2 separate regions of the Mus musculus genome follow, and region 1 is linked to region 2. A link is a loop called in an ENCODE intact Hi-C map of the cell type or tissue named here. Cell type or tissue: gastrocnemius. All regions are shown on one strand. Links, peaks and the distances in the headings refer to the core of each region. The heading gives the core; the rest is flanking DNA.

Region 1 (9,729 bases), core at 1,203-9,202, 53 kb after region 2:
GGAGTACAAGAGGAGCCTTTTGGTCAGGGGCAGTGGGAGGGGTAGAGAAGGAAGGCCCTGGGAACAGTCTTGTCACTGGGGTCTGATGGGGTGCAGCTGGATCAGGGTCCCATGTGCAGGCCATGGAGTAGCATGAGTCTAAGAATATGATAAAGCTTCTGATGAAGTTAGGCTCCTTTGCTCTCAGATTCTCTTTGGTTGAAGTTACAGAAGTGCCTTGACAAGATCCATACAGGCATGAGGCAAATTTTGTCCCTGGCTTGGAGCAGGGGTCCTGGAGTTGGTGATACCAGTCTTGAGGGTAGTCCAGGAGCCCCTTGGGTCTTCTCGCTACCAGGGTGACTGGCTGAGGAGCGAGGAGGCTGCTGTATATTAGATCTTGTTGGGCCCAAGTGTTTTAACTTGAAGTGCTTGTTGGTAGGGTTTTGCACATCGACACCTCGTGTGTCTAGATCCAGGGTGTGGTCGTCCTGCCTGCTTCCCAGGGGTAGCCTGAGGTTCTGCCAGTCAGAGTTGCCTATTCCAGAATGCCCGTTGCTGGAATCTGTCTTCCTTCTTTTATCTCTCAAGATTGGAGGCATCACACGTAACTGCTTTATAGGTACTGCTTCCTTCTTCTGTCACTGTATATGTGACATATGATTTGCCTGTTGGTGGCATCAGGGTTCCCTCTGACCAGAGCTATCTGGGCATTTGTGTGTCATTCTCTATGGACACCAGTTCTTCTCAGTTTACTCCAGGAATGTGTGCCAAAGGATGTTCAGAATGTATCCAGGTGAGGGCACCATGACCTATCAGTAGGAGAATGGCCAGGTGTGGAAGGGCATTGTGGCAGCACCTACAGGAGAAAGCTGCGGACAGACAGGCACATGTGAAGAGAAGCATCTGAGTCTGCCAGACCCAAGAGCTGCTCCTGTTTTGTTGGTCTGTGTTTTAGATCCTTTACGTGGTCATATTTGCCGTGGGACTCAGACATTTATAGTCTTCACTGTGCTTCTGCCTCCTTGAAGTCCAACTCTCCTTTGTGGTGGTGCCAGTGGTGGGACCTATGGGGTGGTGAGGCTTAGATGAGGTCTTGGGATAAGTGCCCATGTAAACAAGAGATGTAAACAGGGATGGTCTGCACCAACCCCAAATGTACTAGCATCTTGTGCTTCTGTCTTCAGAACTGTGTGTTCCATTCTCGTCGCAGCCCGTCCTTGCTTTGTGACTTCAAGCAAGCTTTTTCATCCATCTCTACCTCCTGTCCTGGGGTGATGGCACCCACCCCATTAGAGTGAGGATTAAAGGAGTTGTCAAAAAGAAGGGAACTACCTGTGAGTCCTCCTGGCTCAGTACCGCTAGGACACAGTTAAGGGACTTCCTGTACCACAGGGCGGGGCAGCCCTGGCCTGTCCTTCTCAGCTACACATTTGCTCTGGGGATGCTGAAGGCTGTGGAGTGAACTGTGGCTTGGTGCTCTGCATGGAGCAGGCTGTCCTGAGCTCTTGGCAGTTGAAGGGCTCACAGAGAAAAGGGTCTGGGTCTGGCTGAGCTGGTGAGTCCTGTGGCCTCTGAAGACTCAGTGTTACTACTGAAGGACAGACTAGAAATATCAGGTAGGAATGCAATATGCTTTCAAGTTTTCCAGGACCACAGTTTACCAAGTGGAAGGAAACAAATGGAGTGTATTGTTTTTGTTGTTGGTTTTTGAGGCAGGATCTTACTATGTAGCTGGCCTGAAACTGGCTTTGTAGACCAGGCTGGCTTGAACTCACAGAGATCTACCTGACTGTGCCCTATGAATGTGTGAAATTTATTTTAATAATATTTTGAATTAACCCTGTGATTCTAAGCTGTTATTATGGTGATCAGTATAGTTGGTAATTAAATATTTTATGTGTTTTGTGCTGTCTTGGGAATCAAGTGTGTTTTATGTTATCTGTTCAGAACAGCCCGACACGAGGGAAGGTGGCTGGCTGCTGAGTGTCTCAGTTGCCCCTCTCCTTGGAGTCCTTGGAGCTTGCCTTTTCTGCTTTTTACCTGAGAGTTGTATTGATGAAGCTGCTGCCACAGCAGCATGAGACACACCAGGGATTGGTGTGGTCAGTATGTCTTGGTTTGGGTTTCTGTTGCTATGATGAAACACATGGCAAGAGCAAGTTGTGGAGTAGAGGGGTTACTCAGCTTACACTTGCACATCGTGGCCCATCACTGAAGGAAGTCAGGACAGGAGCTCCAACAGGCCAGAGAACTGGAAGGCAGGAGCTGATGCAGAGGCCATGGACAGGTGCTGCTGCTTACATAGGCTTGCTCCTCTGGTCTGCTCAGCCTGCTTTCTTGTAAAACCGAGGACCACTAGCCCAGGAGCAGCACCACCAATAATGGTCTGGGCTCCTCAAATATCATGAGTTAAGAAATTGTGCTATAAGCTTGCCTACAGCCTGATCTTATTGAGTTGCTTTTTTTCCCTTAGTTGAGGTTTCCTCCTCTCAGATGACTTCAGCTTGTGTCAAGTTGACATAAAGCCATCCAGCAGGGTCTCTTTGGGAAGGAGTGTGGTCAGTTTACAGTAGAGTCTTCTCCTAGGGCACAGCTTCAGCAGATCTCGTCTTCAGATGTTTAGAGACATCTCACTGAGCTGTATCAGTGGTCCAGCAGCTTAGCTCCAGGCTAACACAGGTTAGCCTATTGGGCTTTCCAGGGCTGGACTGCTGCTTACTTATATAATTATTAATCTGTAAAGATACTTGTGAGAAGAGCCTTAGATGAAGTGTTCTTAAAAAAAATACTGGGTGCTAGTGCTGTCACCTTCATATGACAGGTCTCATTTCTCTTATGTCTTCGTCCTTCCTTATGTCTCTCATTTCCTAAGTCAGTAATGGCATCCCCAGTCTGTGGCACACTGGGCTGCAGTGCTCTAGTGTGCTTGGATTGCAATGTGCTAGGTCCCCCTGGGCCATAATGCTGAGGGGCATGCCACATCATTGTGGGCACCCCTGGGGTCAAGGTTGTCCTCAGCCTTTCCTCCAACTTCCTCAGAAGTTTGGAGGTTGATACCCAGGTTTAAAGATAAGGAAGTTGAGGCTTAAAGAGGCAGTGAGATATGCTCGCAGCCACATGGCTCAGTATTGTCAGGATCCGAGCCCTGTCACTGCCGTCCCAAAGCCATGCTTGCCAGTGACAAACAAGAACTGGGGGAAGAGGTGAGCAGGCCCTTGTGGAGAGAGGAGCTGCAGGACTGAGGATCTGTGGTGTGTGTGGTGGGGTCGGGGGGGGGGGGGGGAAGGACTGCTGCGCACTCAGAGTCAGGCCAGAGTGTGAGAAGCAGGCCCTGAAGAGGAGTGACACCCTCTCCTGTCAGGGTGGAACAGAGGACAGTGGCAGGAGACTCAGTAATGCTGCAGGCCTTCCTCTCCAGCACAGGCTGTGTGTCATTTGTCATGCCAGAGGAAAATGGGTGGAGCAAGACACTTAAAAAAGAAAGTTGGTTGGGCCATGAGGACTGTGCTCGGTGGTTTTGTGTCAACTTGTCACACGCTGGAGTTATCTGAAAGAAGGGAACCTCAACTGAGAAACTGCCTCCATTTGTTACAGCTCATGGAGCTGACAGGGGCTCTGGGAACCTTGGAGGCTCTGGACTGCACAGATGGGGCTCCCCTTTCTACTGTGTGCCTCACAGTAAACACCAGTGAGCTAGAGGTGGCCAGAGTGAAGAAGGACTTTACAAGACTCTGTGTGGCAAGCAGCTTCCTGAGAGAGCTGTCCAATGGCACCACAGCTTTTCTGGCTGTGCTCACAAGGCCATGGCCCTGCCGGAAAGCCAGGGAAACTAGCGGAGGCCTTGCAGCTCTGTGCATGCGGTCTTCAGTTTGAATTTGCTCTGATCTTAGTTAGAGGCACAGGCTTCTTAAATGAAAATGAATCAGTCTGTATAGTTTAGAATTCCTTAAGCATAGGGTCCAAAGACAGGACCTCGTCCCACAGCTTCTGTCTGTCACTCTTCACGGGCTGCAGGCTTCTCCTAAGTCCCCATAGGAACTGCTAGGACTTTTGCCCACAAGGGAAGAACACAGCAAGAGCCACTGGCCTCACCAAAAAACCTTGGGCTGTGCTTTTAGGCCAGCTACATTGCCTGCTCACAGGGTCAGTGAAATTTACAGTGTCCTGTGCAGAGCAGTGCGCCCTGACCCCCCGCCCCCAAGCTGGCCCTCTGTGCTAGGCATGGACTTGAGAGAGGTCGTTGGATGAGGCCTGCCACGAGCTGTAGCCACGAGCTGTAGCTAGTGAATCCCAGACTAGAGAACCACAGACCCAGGTATGGGGTGCCTGTTGCCCAGCCCATATGATGTGGTAGAGCCCCCAGCTGAGCCCCGGGCAGTGGGTGCTTAGAACCTGGCATTGGTCGCAGCCCAGAGAGCTCTTTTGTCCCTAGTGCTTATCCTGGTGGCCGGGCTCCTGTAGTACAGCCTGCAGGATGGAATTCCTTTTTAGGTCACCAGTACTCCTCTTTGGAGGAAACCTACCTAACAAGGCCTGGTTGTTGCTATTTTTAGCTCTGCTCTTGGCAGTGTACAGGGTCGATGACCACAGGCTCACAGTGTAGGCTTCCTGGGAGCTGAGCTGGCCCTGTACTCAGGCATCTGCACTGTGTCCCAAACAGAGAAGGACTTATTGTTGGAAGGCTGTGTTCCAGCCTGCATGGTGTATGTAAACCCCTGTGCTCTTTCTGGCCAAAATGTCTAGTTCACGCTTTTCCAAATATTTTACTATATTAAATGTTAGTTAATGTATTTTTGAGCTTTCCTTGAAGACTACATTCACAGAAATGGCACTAGAACCTCTCTGCAGCAGCTGCGTCATCTTTAAGTCAGAAGTGGCTCCTTGTGTCCTGGAGAAGACCTGTCAGTCCCATTGTCAAGCAAGGGCAGCACTGAATGGAATTCCATGCAGTCCACAGCTACTTCCTGTGGAGGGCTGGAGTTTATTTTCCAGGGTATTTCCCACCAGCGGTGCCATGATGTGACATCTGATAGCAGCTGACTTTACGCTCTATCCTCCAGACATCCTGCTGCCAGGCAACCTGTGAGGTCCACTGGCTTCACCAAGAAAACTGACTGTGTTGCTCTCAAGCCAGCTATGTTGCCTGCCCAGGCTCTTCAAGGGCACAAAGCTCCTTCAGGCAGCCAGTTCAGACCAGCACAGGGGCCAGCTGGTTGTCTTGTAGCTGCTATGAGGATATTACATGAGATCTCCAACTTCTCTGGTTTTGAGTGGGACAGCCTGTGCCCATCATGACGATATCTTGCTTGCCCTTGATGTAGCCTTTGGCACAAATGCTGATTCCAAACAAGTGTCACTTGTCCTCCTGTGCTGGGGACTTGGTTCCTACATTCTCATTAATACCTTACAACATTTATCTAAGGGGAGGAGTCACACTACAGACTCTCAGCTGTGGCTCGAGACCTCTGAAGCCAGTGGCAAAGCAAGAATCATAGTCCTGTGTGGTTCCTGGATAGCCCTTGCTTTTCCTCTGCTGACTCCACCCTTTGCTAAGTGGGCAGCTACAACTGGCTGGCAAGCTCTCTGGAGCCTACGGAGTGCTCAGGAGCTGTGGGTCAGACATTCGATGCTGCTATTATTAAGAATCAAATTATATGAAGTAAGTGACATAATGAAGTAAGTGACAGTGAGACTGAAGATCGTGATAGCCCTGGGCTCATCTCTCCTTAATGACTGTGTGGCGCTGTCTCTGCCTGTGGCCCTGGTTGACCTGCCTGTGCTGTGAGTCTGCAATTGCTGCTACATGGCATGAGTTACTGGTATCTCCACCCACAGGGTGTGCTCGAGGCACTGGCCCCAGGGAAATAGGTAGGTGCTGAATACCACCCTTCCCCAGGCTGGTATTGCTTGTATAGTGAGTTGAGCAAGCACTCTCATTTGACACTGAGGAGCCTTCTGTTCCTTAGCCAGTGATTCCTGGCACACTTTAGAAACCAGCAGTATACTATGAGCCTGCATTGTCACCATACACAGTGGCTGGGGCAGCCCTGCATGTGATCTCAACTGGGGCATGCGATCTGGTCCTTGTGCCAGCCTTCAGACAGGGGGAGTCACGTGGTCTGAGCATAGCTCCTCACTGCCATGGGCGCTGACACAGGCTGAGCTCCACAACAGGACAGCTGTAAGGAACCTGCCTTCTCATCAGCAAAGGAGGGAAGAACGGAGATTCCAAGGGAAATCAGAATTTCCCACAATCCAGGCTTGCTCACTGTGATGCTTCAAGGTGGGTTTCTAAAGACCATTCCAGTAATTCCAGAAGGGACTATCTTGGTGATTCTCAACTTTTTTAATGCTGCGACCCTAATACAGTTCCTCATGTTATGGTGACCCCCCCAACCATAAAATTGTTTTTGTTGTTACTTTGTAACTGTAATGTTGCTATGGTTATGAATAGTAAACAACTGCTTTTTCTGATAGTGTTAGGCAGCTCTTGTGAGAGGTTGCCTTGTGGGTATCACTTTTGATACCCAAAGGGGTTGAGACCCATAGTTTGAGAAACGCTGGACTATGGTCACTGGCTGAAGGGGATGTAAGCTTTGGGTCTCTGCCTTTCAATACATTTGCCTGATCAGCTACAAGCCTGTGGAAGTAGAGGACAGAGACATGAACTCCAGGCCAGCCCCCCACCCCAGCTAAGCTTGGCAGATTTTCTTTTTAGATTTATTCTATTTTATGTGCAGGAGTGGTTTTGCGTACATTCATGAGTGTGTGCCTCATGCATGCATGATACCCTCAGAGGCCATAAGAATGTGCCAGATCCCATAGAACTAGAGCTATGGGTGGTTATGAGCTGGAAACCAAAATCAGGTCTTCTGGAAGAGCAGCCAGTGCTCTCAAGTACAAGGCCTCTCAGCAGCTGGCAGACTTGTAATGTTCTCCCCAGCTCCTCCGCTTCCATTGTCTTTAAGCAGAACTGGACTATGGGGTGAGTTATCCACAGATGTTATTATGGTTATCTGCAAAGGAACAAGAAGGAAGCCCCTTTGTCATTGCACTCGAAGGACAGCACTGAGTCCTAGTGAACAGCAGCCATGACTCAGGGCCTCATGGTTCCCTACAGGTCATGGTCAGAACTGATTGCTCTGGTAGTAGAAATTCAAATTTTTGTGAGTTTGTTGGGACATTCTTGACAAATGGTTCATCCATCTAGTTGGAATATTTAGGTCTACACCATGAGTCCCTCAACATGACCAAGATGTGACTGGGCATTGCAAATAAAAGCTTTGGGGCCTGTCATCCCTTCTGTCCTCTGCTGCCACCATGCAGCTAGCTGGCTTGCTTTATGATAAACCAGTATTTGTGGTGTTTGTTTGTTTGTATAAACAGACTCTAGTAATGTGTGTTCTTTTCTTATGACTCTTGTTCTGTGTTCAGAGGACAGCTTCTGTGACTTCCATATTTTAAGATTTATGGAGATTTGGTTTATGGCCAGAAGAAGGCTTCTGCTGGAGAACGCATCTAACAAGAGCTCACATCCTATAGACAGTGAGCGTGTCATAGAATTTGTGACGTCATAGGTTTTGGCTTCCAGTTATGCTATCCCGTGTCTTGGTTGTGTTTGTATTCATGAGAGTGTGTGCTTGTGTGAGTGTGTGTACACGTGTGTGCCATGACCGTGAGTCTGCACATGAGTGTGTGTACACGTGTGTGCCATGACTGTGAGTCTGCACATGAGTGTGTGTACACATGTGTGCCATGACTGTGAGTCTGCACATGAGTGTGTGTACACGTGTGTGCCATGACTGTGAGTCTGCACATGAGTGTATATGTTGCTTCTTCAGTGACTGTGGCTCTGTTTCTTTTTCTGTTATTTTTGCCCAGAGTGCTTTGTGTTGTCGCCCCTTCCCTTAGGTCATTTTTCTGTCTTCCTCTCTGATGGTTTTGAGTTTCATCTTCTGAGGCCTTTTCTGGCATCAGTACTGACTCTGTCCCCATGAAGTGGCTCTTTCTTTGAATAAGTGCTTCAAACCTGTGCCTTCCTAATGTGGGGTCTTGGTTGGCAGCACACCTGAGGCCTCTCTACAACTTACCACCTTCCACCGGCTGTCCAGACTGACTCCAGGGCCAGCTGGTGAGCTGTCTTAGTGGGTTTGGTTCTGGGGACAATCTCAAAGAACTGTTTCCTTTTACACAGCCACATCATTCAGAGCAGGTCCAGACTTGCTATTGTGAGCATCAGTGGGCTGGGTTGGGTCTGCCCTTCATGCTTGCTTGCTGCGTGCATACTCTGCTTTTTGTTCTTTGTTTCTCATTCCTACTTTGTTTTGTGTTTTGTGTTCTGTTCTGACTTATGTTTTAGATGTTTGCCTTTTTACTGGCATTTTGAGTGGTTGCCCTAGTTTTGTGATACACAGTCATGTGTCAATTAACAGCAGGGACTCATTCTGAGAAGCATGTCATGAGATACTTTTGCTAGGCACGCATCCAGAGTATACTCATATACTTTGGTGGCCAGGGCAGGCATTCAGGGTAGCCCTTGGATGTAGTAAGGGGGTGTGATGATTAGAGATGGAGGAGGCTGCTGCTGCTGCACTGTAGGCAGACCATTTTAGAGAAGTCTTTTTTTAGGAAGGAGGAGTAGAACACTCTATCTCTGAAGATACAGCACACTGAATATGTAAACCAGGAACAGTCATCTGTGCAATAGTGGCTGTGTGCTGGCATTACCACAGACACCAACACCATGCCATCATGAGGTGGTAGGGTTTCCAGTTCCATTACTGGAGACCACTGTTCCATATATGGCTTGTCATTGGTGACAACATCAGATTGGGTACATGATGGAAGAGGTAAAAATGCTCCCCTATCTGTGTGGAAACCTTGAGGTTGTAAAGAGTTATATGTAGTGTATAGTTGTACCTGTGGGTGCTGAAGAACCTAACAGGCACTATCAGTGACTGAACCTGGGATCTGCACCTTGTTAGCCAAATTTGTTTTAGGAAGTGGGGCATAGCCTGTAGCTGGTTTTATGTTCTCCCTGAAAGCTCAGCTCTTACACACACACAAGTGGCTAGCAAGGCCTAAACAGATAGTCCCTACCTGGATCACCTAGATGTCTTAGAGCACTGTTGGGACAGACATGCTCCATTTCCTTATGAGAAGCTGGCTTGGCAGTACCCTCAGTGGATATAGTACTTTGTCCCCTTGAAATGTTTCTGAAGGTGTTTCTATGGTTTCCTTCCTTTGACGTTGCTTTTGCAGAGTCCAGTCCCAGGCTGGGCTTTTGCTGTTACTGTTTGTAGGGCTTTTGCTCCAGAGGCCTTGGAGATGTTTTCAAGTTTGTTTCGGGTGCTCTAGGGGCCTGTTTCTGGGCAAATTCAATCTTGTTTCCTGTGATGGTGGCCAGTGCTGCTCTGCTCTGTCCTGCTTCAGCTCTGTATCCTCCTCCCAGCCGGTTGGCTGTCACTCCCTCCTCCTGCTTCCTTCCTGCCTAACAGGACTTCTCACTTACACAGTGCTGAGGTTCCTTGCTTGCTCTTTCCTGGTGCCCATTGTGATTTGTTCTTCCTGCCATCACTCTATTCCGTGAGCACTGTGGTCCTCGTCTCCTGTTTGGCTCTTCATTTCTTCTTGTGGTGGTTCTGGCTCTGTGGTCACAGTGAGCTTAGCTTACTCTGCTGCATGGTTATCCTGTAGAGGCTTCTCTGTATGCAGGACTTTTAACCCTCAGCAGCATGCCAGGGACTC
Region 2 (9,729 bases), core at 498-8,497:
TCCTAGTGGCACAGGTGCCAGGTACCTTGAGCAACAGGTGGTGCTGACTCTGTAGTGTGACAGCAAAGCTTCATGAACGTGCACCTGTACCTGCACCTGCACCTGCACATTCACCTGCTAAGATTCTGCTTCTTGGAATCTCTAGAGCATGTTAGGTGGTTTTAACATTAACGTTTAGATCAAAATGGTGGTGACTAAAAGCAGGGCAGAGTAAAGATCCCAGGCTTATTGCCCTGCCTTGGGATTGTGTGTACCATATGAAGGCCTATGCCTTCTCTCATCGGTCTGGAACCTGTATGTTCCTGAAGAATGGCCCCAAGAACAGGCCTGTGCATGTAGGTGATGTGTGTTTTTTCTTTTCTAGTGGGTTGGTCCTTTTTCTTGATACAAGTCCTATCTGGAAAATGCTGGCTGGATTTGCCCTCTTGTTTGGGGAGTTAGGAGTCATGGACATTAGCCAGTCCCCATGAGCCAAAAAGTGGGTTGGAGGGGAGGACAAGAGGTGTGGTAGAGCCCATCCGGCACCCTCAGTCTGGTTAGAAACCATCAAACTAGTAACCAAACCCATATAACTACGCTCACAGTCATTTGGAAACCAGGGAAGAAGAAACCCAGTTGTACCCAGCTCCCCCAGCTGCTGAGGCCTCGGAGAATGTTTATGTCCAGGCTCTTCCTGCAGAAATCTGTTTATTTAAAGTTCTGTGTGTGATGTTTATGTTAGTGGAGGGGGAGTCAAGCATGGGCTGTGTGTGTGTGTGTGTGTGTGTGTGTGTGTGTGTGTGTGAATGCTGCAGTGGGCTCGAGAGGCCTTTCTGCCAGTATCATCCTTCCTGTGTTGGCTGTGGTTCCAGTGGCCAGGGACCTGAGGAGTGTCTCGAAGTGCGACCCATGCTGGCCTTTTCTTTCTGGTCCAATTGTCTGCCTCTCGTTTTCTGCACAAGTGTCTGATGTCATTGACATTGTGGCTCGTGTGCACTTTAGAGCCCGTGGCTCCTTTCCAGGCCTGGGCCACAAGCAGTGTTTGGGGAAGTGGTTTCACTACACATCTTTCTGCCCACAGATGCCACCCGTCTGCCACAGCTTTTTGTGCTACAGCTGTGGGCCTTCATGTAGTCTGGATTGTCCTCTGCTTAGTGGATGTACTTGAACTCTGAAAGCCAGGTCCCAGGCCCCAGCCTTAAAGTGACTAGGTGTGGCTCCTGGCAGCCATGATAGGGTGGGCTTTTCCTGGCTTCTCCCAGATCATAGCCTGTCTGCTGGTGGGATGTGGTGTTTTGTTTTGTTTTGTTTGTTTGTTTTCAGGGAGAAGAAGCCCCACCAGGTGCTGGGCAGCACCATATACTGCTTTTCCTTTCAGGTGTGTGGTGCAAATTCTAGAGGGTTCGTCAGTTGGTCCTGGGATAGGGGGACAACTCTGGTCCTGGATGTTGAAAGAGGGAGAAAAGAGCACAGTGAGCCCCAGGTTGTAGGATTTGGAGGGTTTGTGGCTGCAGCCCTTGCTCCTTGAGGCTTTCTCTCTGACGACTCTCTGCAGCTGGAATCTCCCCAGTGGCCATAGGCAGTACACACCAGCACACACAGTTGGGCATTTGCATTCTCAACTGGTACCTTCTCATTCCCCGAAACCAAGGAATGTCCTTGGGTACCCATGTACCTGCCTAAGCCAGGGAGGCCCTAGGCTGTGTCCTGAGACATGATATGGGACAAGGAGCTGGCTGGGGCTTGGCTGCTGGGTCTGTCACTCCCTTACCTTGGAACTCTAGTTTCAGAATGACTTACACAGACCTCTGCATTGCTCCATGGGTATCACTTAAATTCTTCTCCTTCCTCAAAAGGCAGGTCACTACCTGATCCTGCACCCACACCTGGAGGAATCCCTGTCCAGAGTACCATGGAATCTTGGGAGAAGATGTCATAGTAGGTTCCCAGAAACTTTGATTGGAGTGGACCTTAGGAAGGTCGCTGGGTGTGGAAGGCCTTTGGCAGGAGCCCAGTGAAAGAGAGAACAGGGGTGTGGAAAGTACAGGCCACTCCCTGTCAGGGGCGCTGTGCTCTGAGCAAAGCTCAGAAAGCAAAGCTCAGAAACACAGACTGTGCTGGAGCCCACCCTGGCCACGATCCTTTCCAGAGCTTAATTTTGACATGTCTGCTGTCTTCTGTGTTTCCTGTGGAGCTGCTGGCAGGTTTCTAGTGGCTCTAGAAGCTTACGTTGATGAGGTGGGATGTCAAGGAGGTGGTGTGGGCCTGAATCTCGTGCATCCCTTCACGTTTGTGATTACTACTTATCACATAGCCATTATGGGTCCGAGTCTGCTCCACTGCTGGGCACAGCCTCTTGGGGAGGTGGGACATGGGGAGTTTGTCTGTGCTCATCTCAGCGCTGTCTCTGGGGCAGGTGCTGGGCTCTTCCGGAAGCGCTGATACACTGCTTCGGGGAGTCTGAGATGTGGGAAAGCTAGAGCTGGTTCAGGGGTCCCTGGGCCTGCGACGAGGCTGGGGCCATGGGGTTCTCAGACTCTTAGACATCCAGGTGCCACTGGGAGTCTCAGAAGAGCCAAGAATGGAGTCAGGGGCCACAGGCTGGGGGCAGCGTCTAGCCCAGGGCCGGGAGGGAAGGGGAGCTCCAGCTTGTCCTTGTTTGCAGGAGGCGGGCTTGGTGGCAGCTGTGGCTGGGAACACAGAGAGGTCTTCTATGGGAGACTTAAGCAGTGGCTCTGTAGTCGAATGCCTTCTCCATGGCTCCCTACGGTGGATCTTGATGAAAGAAACAGGCCGTGGTTCTAAATAGTTTATTGGTTGTTCATGGTGGAAAATGAATGCATAATGTATCATACCCACTTCTCAGGGTGAACCTGAGATTAACTACCTTTTGCAGGGAGGAATGTCTGGGAAGGAAAGCTTATTGGCTAAGCCCTCCAGGCCTCCAGGTACCTCATTAGCATGGAGAACTCTGTTTTGGGCCTACGTGACCACAGTACACGTTCCTTTTATGTGAGGAATGTGGCATGTGGTAGGGAGCTGGGAATAAGTCTCAGGTGTGTGCCCACAGAATCTCCGGATCTCAACCTGCTCTATCTTACGCGCTTCCTGGCACGGTTTTACCATCCAACAAGCTATGACTTATCCGTTACTGAGCTGAAGAACAAGCTGCGGCCGTGACGTGCACACTCGCCTCTGTTCTGTGAGGTCTAGTTTTAGCAGGGTTAGAGTAAGGGGCTACAGGAGAAGGGGGTGCAGCCTAGCTCTGATCTTTTTAGGGGCAGATAGGAATTGGGATCTTCAGGAAGTGCTCTTTGCTCTGAGAAAGACAGGGCAGGATGGATATGCCTGGTGGTAGGGCATGCGGTAGGGAAGAGTAGGTATTCGGAATCAGGATATGACGCAGCCTTCACTCACTGGGCAGCCCTCTCAATCTTCTGAAGGGACAACTGGGTGTGGTTGTTGGTACCCCCTAAGTGGGAGCATTTGTCAGTAAGTGAGTTTGGTTCCCTGTTATTGCTTTAATTAGCAATTAAAGTTCAAGACAGTACTGGGCCTCGAACCCAAGGCTTTTGCATGATGGGCAGGAGCTTTCCTACTGAGCCATATGTTGGCTCTTACTTTCACTCTTAGACCCTCAGAATATTATGGTGGGTCATGGAGGAGAATGAGGAACTATGTAGAACCAGATTCAAGGACCAGGTGGAAGTGTGGGTACTGTCTTCAGTTTCTCAGATTCCAGCATGTTTGAGGAGAGTAGTCACCTCCAGTCATTGTGAACCCCAGCTTAAGAGGTGCTTCCCTGCAGTGGGCCATTCAAGTAGTGAGTCTGAGCAGAGCCTGTGCATAGCAGACTCAGGATACCTAGGTTAGCATGCCATTCTGTTTTGTAGGGAGAAGCTGGGGCCATATTGGGGGAGGCAGGTTGGCTTTCAGTGGGTCTAGACAACTTTTGGGAACAGGTTGTTACCCAGGCTTCAAGAGGACAGATGTGGCTATGAGATGGACAGTTGTCACTGGAGGGGCCATAGTAGAGATGGAGAGGGAGGCAGGAAGGGACAGTGACTCATCTGGGGCCATGATTATGGAGTGTGTGGGCAAGCTCTATGAGAGTTGAGGAGAGGGTAGGCATAGCAGCTTAGCTGTGAGTCATGTCCCACAGCAGGACTTCCAATAGCCCAGGAGCATACAAGACAGAGATGAAGGGCCCAGCACAGCTACTTTCTGCTTGCATTGCTGCTGGCTGGCTTCCCATTGTGCTCCCACCTGGCCTCACTGCACACTTAGAGAGAGAGAGCTCTCTGCTGGCTCCTGTTCTGCTTAGAAGGACAGCTGGGCATACACTCTAAGGCCCCTTTGATCTTAATTAGCTTCCTGTTCTGCCCTGTCCCCATATGTAGCCACACTGGGGGCCAGAGTCTCAGCATGAGCTCTAGAGGTGTGATTCAGTCAGGTGAGGGACTTGTATGGAGAGGGTGTTGTGCTTTTTGGTAGAAGCTGCTAAAAGGGGACAGTTGCCACTGGCTGAGTCTAAGAAGATAGGGACATATGGAGCAGACTGGCTTGAATTTTCCATTCTCTTAGACATCCAGGGGTGCTCCTGGGCAGGAGGTAGGGCTGCAGGATGGTGGTACAGGGATGGCATAGTCTTGCAGTGGAGTGTTGGTTGCAGGTGGAGCTCTGGGCACAGAGGAGGCACCATGGCTCCTTCTCTTGATATCTATCTGGCTTTGGTTCATAGCCTTTCTGTGGACTCCCATTATATGGCTTTATTTTATGGATGACAGTGGCTTGGTTCTTCTGGGGAAGGCCTGGCTTCTCTTCAATAGCAGTCACCTGCTTCTGTTATCTTTCAGTGGCTCCTGAAGAGATGGGTGAGTGCTCTAAGGGGGAGGGAGGGCTGGTATCCATATTGGGTTACGAAGGCTGCAGTCCTGACCCCTGGTGTGCCCAGTGGCCTTGGAAATGTGAATGTCTGTCTGTGCAGCATTCCTTAAGACAGGGTGGAAAACTGTCCTCACTTCAAAACAGGATGTCTGTGAATAGCACAAACGGTAGTGTAAAGGATGTTGGGAGTGTTTCTGGGCTTCCAGAGGAGCCAAGCTGGAGAAACTTTACTCTTTTCTTTGTGGGTTCTGCGGTCTGCTGGCTGGCAGTTTCTAGGGTAGTTTCCAGGTTGTATATGTGTCATTGGAAGGTTGTTTTCATTTTGGGTACCTTCTTGGAGTATGTGGGCATGCATGCATTCATGCCTACCTACACATGTGCTCAGAAGCCAGATAGGCAATGGTGGGAGGCCAGTGGGCTGGAAGCCTTTAGTAGCCAGACAGCAGGAGGCACTGGATCCCGTGCACTGTTCACAGATGAGATGGCTTTTTCAGCATGCATAGGTTTTGGTCTGGCAGCTCTGCTTGGCTCTGGGTTGGTCTCTTTGTGAGGTGGGACTGGGATAGCTTCAGTCATATGAAAGAGTGTTATGCTATGGCCTGTACAGAGATCTGTGGAGTTGAGTGTGTCTCTTGGTGATCCTGAGAGACACTGCTGGCTGCTCTTCTAGCAACCTGGTAGCATCCATTGCTCAATGGTGCAGCCAGCTTCATGTTGAGCTCTTTTTTTTTTTTTTTCTTAAGTTTTTTTTTTTTTTTTTAAAGATTTATTTCTTATATGTAAGTACACTGGAGCTATCTTCAGACACATCAGAAGAGGGCATCAGATCTTGTTACGAATGGTTGTGAGCCACCATGTGGTTGCTGGGATTTGAACTCGGGACCTTTGGAAGAGCAGTCGGTGCTCTTAACCGCTGAGCCATCTCTTCAGTCCCCGATGTTGAGCTCTTTAAATGGGCTAGTTCTCTAGGGGAAAAATAAAAACTAAAAAATTGAGTTTTTGTCACCACCCATGGTGCAGAAGCCCCTTGGCAGAGCAGTTTTCTCTAGACACTTTTCATGAAGCCTTGTAGAAGGCTGGCACTGTGAGGAGCAGCCAACAAAACCTCTGTCCACCATTGTTCCTGACTCACATATAATAGGCCCCATTGGGTAGGTGACTCTACAAGCACCAGTGTCCTTTATGTCCCTCAGGCTTCTTAGCCTGGACTCTAGTGTTATACATCGTCTATAGTTCAGGAGCTCTGGCTGAGGGAGACAGATAGGGAGGCCGTGTCCCTGGTGCTTGAGTTCAGGTGCTGAGTATACCTCTGACTTGATGGCATTGAACTGGCTTGCACAACCAGTCACAGGCTTTGGGTAGGTGTTTTGCCCCATCTTGGTGGGAAAGATGCTGTGGCCCTACCTATGGGTCAGAAGTGCAGCTTGTACATTGTGCAGTTCTCTTGTCTCTGTCCTCAGCTGGGGGCAATGACAGGCCTGAAGAGATACGTACTATATGGAGCTGAGGTTGCTCTCCTTTGGGTGCCTATGTCTCAGCCTGCTTGTATGGCTTTGGTACAGGCTCTGTGCTGGGTTTGCCTATCATACATCTCCTGGTAGAACAGTTGTCCCCTCTGTACCCCTACCATTCCAAACTGGGTCCTGGTGGCCAGCTATCTAGGATCTCATTTAATTTTGGATTTAGTGTGGGTTATTAGTCCAGCAATGGTGCTGGGTGCTAGATGTCTTGCCCCAGGGCCCTCAACTGAGCCTAGCATTCACTGGCTGTGTGATTTGGGGCTCTGTGGAACTGCACTAAAAAGGGTAGCCATGCTCAGGCCCCTAGTGGGAATACTGCACATAGCTGACTGTTTCTTTGGAGTAGAAGGCTTGGTTCCCACTTTTACTCGAGGGTACACTCATCTTTTCCATTTACTTGTGTATGCATCATTGCCTACAAGAACAGGATCTAGAGCAATAGAGACTGGACAGTGGGTATTTAGCACCAAGCTAGGGCCAGACACCCTGTTAGCCTCTTCCTTTTTCACAGGTTGTCAGGTTTCTTTTGCCTTACCTGTCCCTCTTCCAGGACCTGTGCTATTTTTGGGCACCTGGCTCTTGGGAAATAGCTGAGTTGGGTAATTAGTTGGACTCTAGCAACAGTTTGGTTAAGTGAGTCCAAGAAGGATGGGCCCTCAGATGCCATCTGGTCTTGGGGTAGAGGAGGCTGGCCTTCTGTGGGAAGAGGCTGATAGAAGTTAGAGAGGGTTGTCCCTTCGCCCCATGGAAGATGTACCTGGAGGATCTGTGTACCTTGGACAGCATTACAGTGTAGGAAAAGACTCTGGGCATACCGGGGGAAGGAGTAAGAGGCAGGGCTGCAGTGTGCTGGGGACCTGAGAGTTGAATTTCATTTTCAGAGGTACTGTCTATGTCTGGCCTTGCCGTGCATCTGGTCACATAGGCCCCATCTGTTCTGTTCCTCCTTTGTATGGTGGGGCCCACACAGCATAGAGATGTTGATGCAGTACTCATGGCCAGTAGCATGGGAAAGAGAAGGGAGATTAGGGGTGTCTGTTTACAGCGATCTCTTCTTGCCCTCAGTTTTCCGTAGACAAAGTCTTGCTATGAAGCTCAGTCCTCAAGTTCATGATCCACCTGCCTCACCTCAGCATTTTGAGTGACGGGCCAAGGACTATATTTTTAGACATATTTTGAACTTGACTTCTTATTTATTACACTCTCTGTCACATATGACCTCTTTGCTTCTAGAAGCTGTGCCACAGGCAACCTTGTCTTTAGAAGCTTTCCTGAGCTGGCTAGCTGGATGAGCTGAAACGGCAAGCTCTGGTTAGCAAGTGGCCCTGGAGAGTGATGGAGTCAACCTTGGGCCTCCATACACGTGCATACATGCACATTTCCCCCCAAACATCTGTGAACAACACAGACACATGGAGGGAGGGGAATAGAAGCTTTATGGCTATGGTCCACAGCTGGGCTCTGGCTCTCCCCATGGTATGTTTTGCATGTGCTGTGGATAGTTGTTGGCCATTGCTTTTCCCACCTGTGTATACAGCTTGGGGCTACCTCTGTTGACCAGGCTTTGTTTCCCATTAGATTGCACTAGCACCTTTGTTGACAATCAGAGTGTAGGTGCATGTCTGCATCTGGACTCGATTCTGTACCACTGCTCTGTGGGTCTTATTCCTGGACCCCATGTGGATGCAGTGGTTTCATAGTAAGTCCTGAGGTCAGCGAAGCCCCTTAATGTTATTCTTCCTTTAAGATTGCATTGCACATTGCTGGTGTGTTTCCTTTCACATATATTTTACAGTTCCTTGCCAGTTTCTGTCAGACCCTGCTAGGATTATGACTGTGCTGCCCTGAATTCATGGATCAGCAGGAGGGTCCATGGAGCCATCTGGATTGATTTGTTGAGGCAGCCTCAGTTTCTCTCACAGCAGTCTGTAGTCCTTAGTCCTGTATGCCTTTTTTGTTTTTGTTTTTTTGTTTTGTTTTTGTTTGTTTGTTTTTCGAGACAGGGTTTCGCTGTCCTGAAACTCACTCTATAGACCAGGCTGGCCTCGAACTCAGAAATCCTCCTGCCTCTGACTCCCAAGTGCTGGAATTAAAGGTGTGCGCCACCACTGCCCAGCCCTGTATGCCTTTTGTTAGGCACTGTCCTGTGGAACTCAGGCTGTCAGTCTTCATTTCATTTTCCAGTTCGTTAGTGTAAGGAATGGAAAAGGAGCTTTAGGACATTACTCTCATATCCCTGACCCCGCAGTCAGAACCGTTGTGTAGCTTCCGGTTTCTTATGTGAACAGTGTCTATAGGTGACATAGCTGCATGTCTTTCTCCAGTCCTTAGTGTGCCCTCAGGACATACATGAAGTGGCTCTGTGTCTAGTAGCTCACCAGTAAGGACACAGCATCTGTGGGGGGGAGGGGGTTGATGTCCCTTAGCAAACAGAGGGCATTTCCTCCTGTTATTCACTGTGAAGGAGTGTTGAACGCTGTCCCATGCTTTTCTGTGTCCACCAAAAGGAGCCTGTAGCTTTCCTCCATTCTGACTCAGGTAGACATCAGTGATGGTTAGATATTCTGATTGTCCCAGGCCAAGCACTTCTTGGTTGCCCTGCTCTTTTCCCTGTAGTTTAGGACCTGCTTGTCTGGGACCTCTGTGACTTCCTTCTTTGCCCACCTCTGAAGCAATGCTGTCTGGCTTAGGTGTCTCTCATACCGTCTCACATAACACACTGGGCTGTTCTTCCCTTCCGACTTGGAAAGAGCTGTGTGAGACGGATGGTATTTCTTCCTTCCGTGTTTATGGTATTCAACAGTGAAGCCATCTGTGCCATTTTTCTTGGCGAAGGGTTTTTTTTTTTCCCTTTGACACTATTCCGAGATTTTTTTAAAATATAAAAGTTTTTGGTTTTATTACATGCTAAGTCTTATGTAAAAAATTAAATTAGGTGTGTGTGTGTCAGTGTGAGTGTGCCGGTATGCACCTGAATGTAGTAACTGTGAGGTCAGAGAATTGTGTCCGATCTCCTGGAGCTAGAGTTACAGTTATGAGTGGGTGCTAGAACTGAATTTGGGTCCTCCAGAAGGGTGTGTACTCTTAAATGGTGAGCCATCCCATTTACTCTCTCTCTCTCCCCCTCCTTCCCTCTATCCAAGGTTTTGTGTGTGTGTGTGTGTGTATATACATATATATATATATATGTAATATATGATATATTTGATTTTTCAAGACTGTCTTAGTCAGGGTTTCTATTCCTGCACAAACATCATGACCAAGAAGCAAGTTGGGGAGGAAAGGGTTTATTCAGCTCACACTTCCATACTGCTGTTCATCACCAAGGAAGTCAGGACTGGAA

Evidence for each region. Hi-C counts contacts between places; a loop is a spot of excess contacts. Peaks named below come from ENCODE experiments on the same cell type or tissue, not always from the same donor. Only the 100,000 strongest peaks of a DNase experiment are listed, where the experiment ranks them.
Region 1: a loop joins it to region 2, with 1.9 times the contacts of the local background. A loop is called at or near these places in 7 of 42 quality-filtered maps.

What each region holds. Positions count from the first base shown.
Region 1 is chr7:139,463,603-139,473,331 of GRCm38, forward strand. All of the region lies in intron 2 of Inpp5a (inositol polyphosphate-5-phosphatase A), which reads left to right. Among named protein-coding and RNA genes, the nearest start is that of Gm46004, 79 kb to the left of the region's middle. RefSeq lists an enhancer at 2,774-6,008. In gastrocnemius, for the core only: a CTCF peak has its summit at 4,439; DNase peaks (open chromatin) are centred at 4,486, 5,076 and 6,073; H3K27ac peaks cover 5,034 bases.
Region 2 is chr7:139,411,608-139,421,336 of GRCm38, forward strand. All of the region lies in intron 1 of Inpp5a (inositol polyphosphate-5-phosphatase A), which reads left to right. Among named protein-coding and RNA genes, the nearest start is that of Gm46004, 27 kb to the left of the region's middle. In gastrocnemius, for the core only: no CTCF peak of the experiment used is centred there; a DNase peak (open chromatin) is centred at 4,277; H3K27ac peaks cover 245 bases.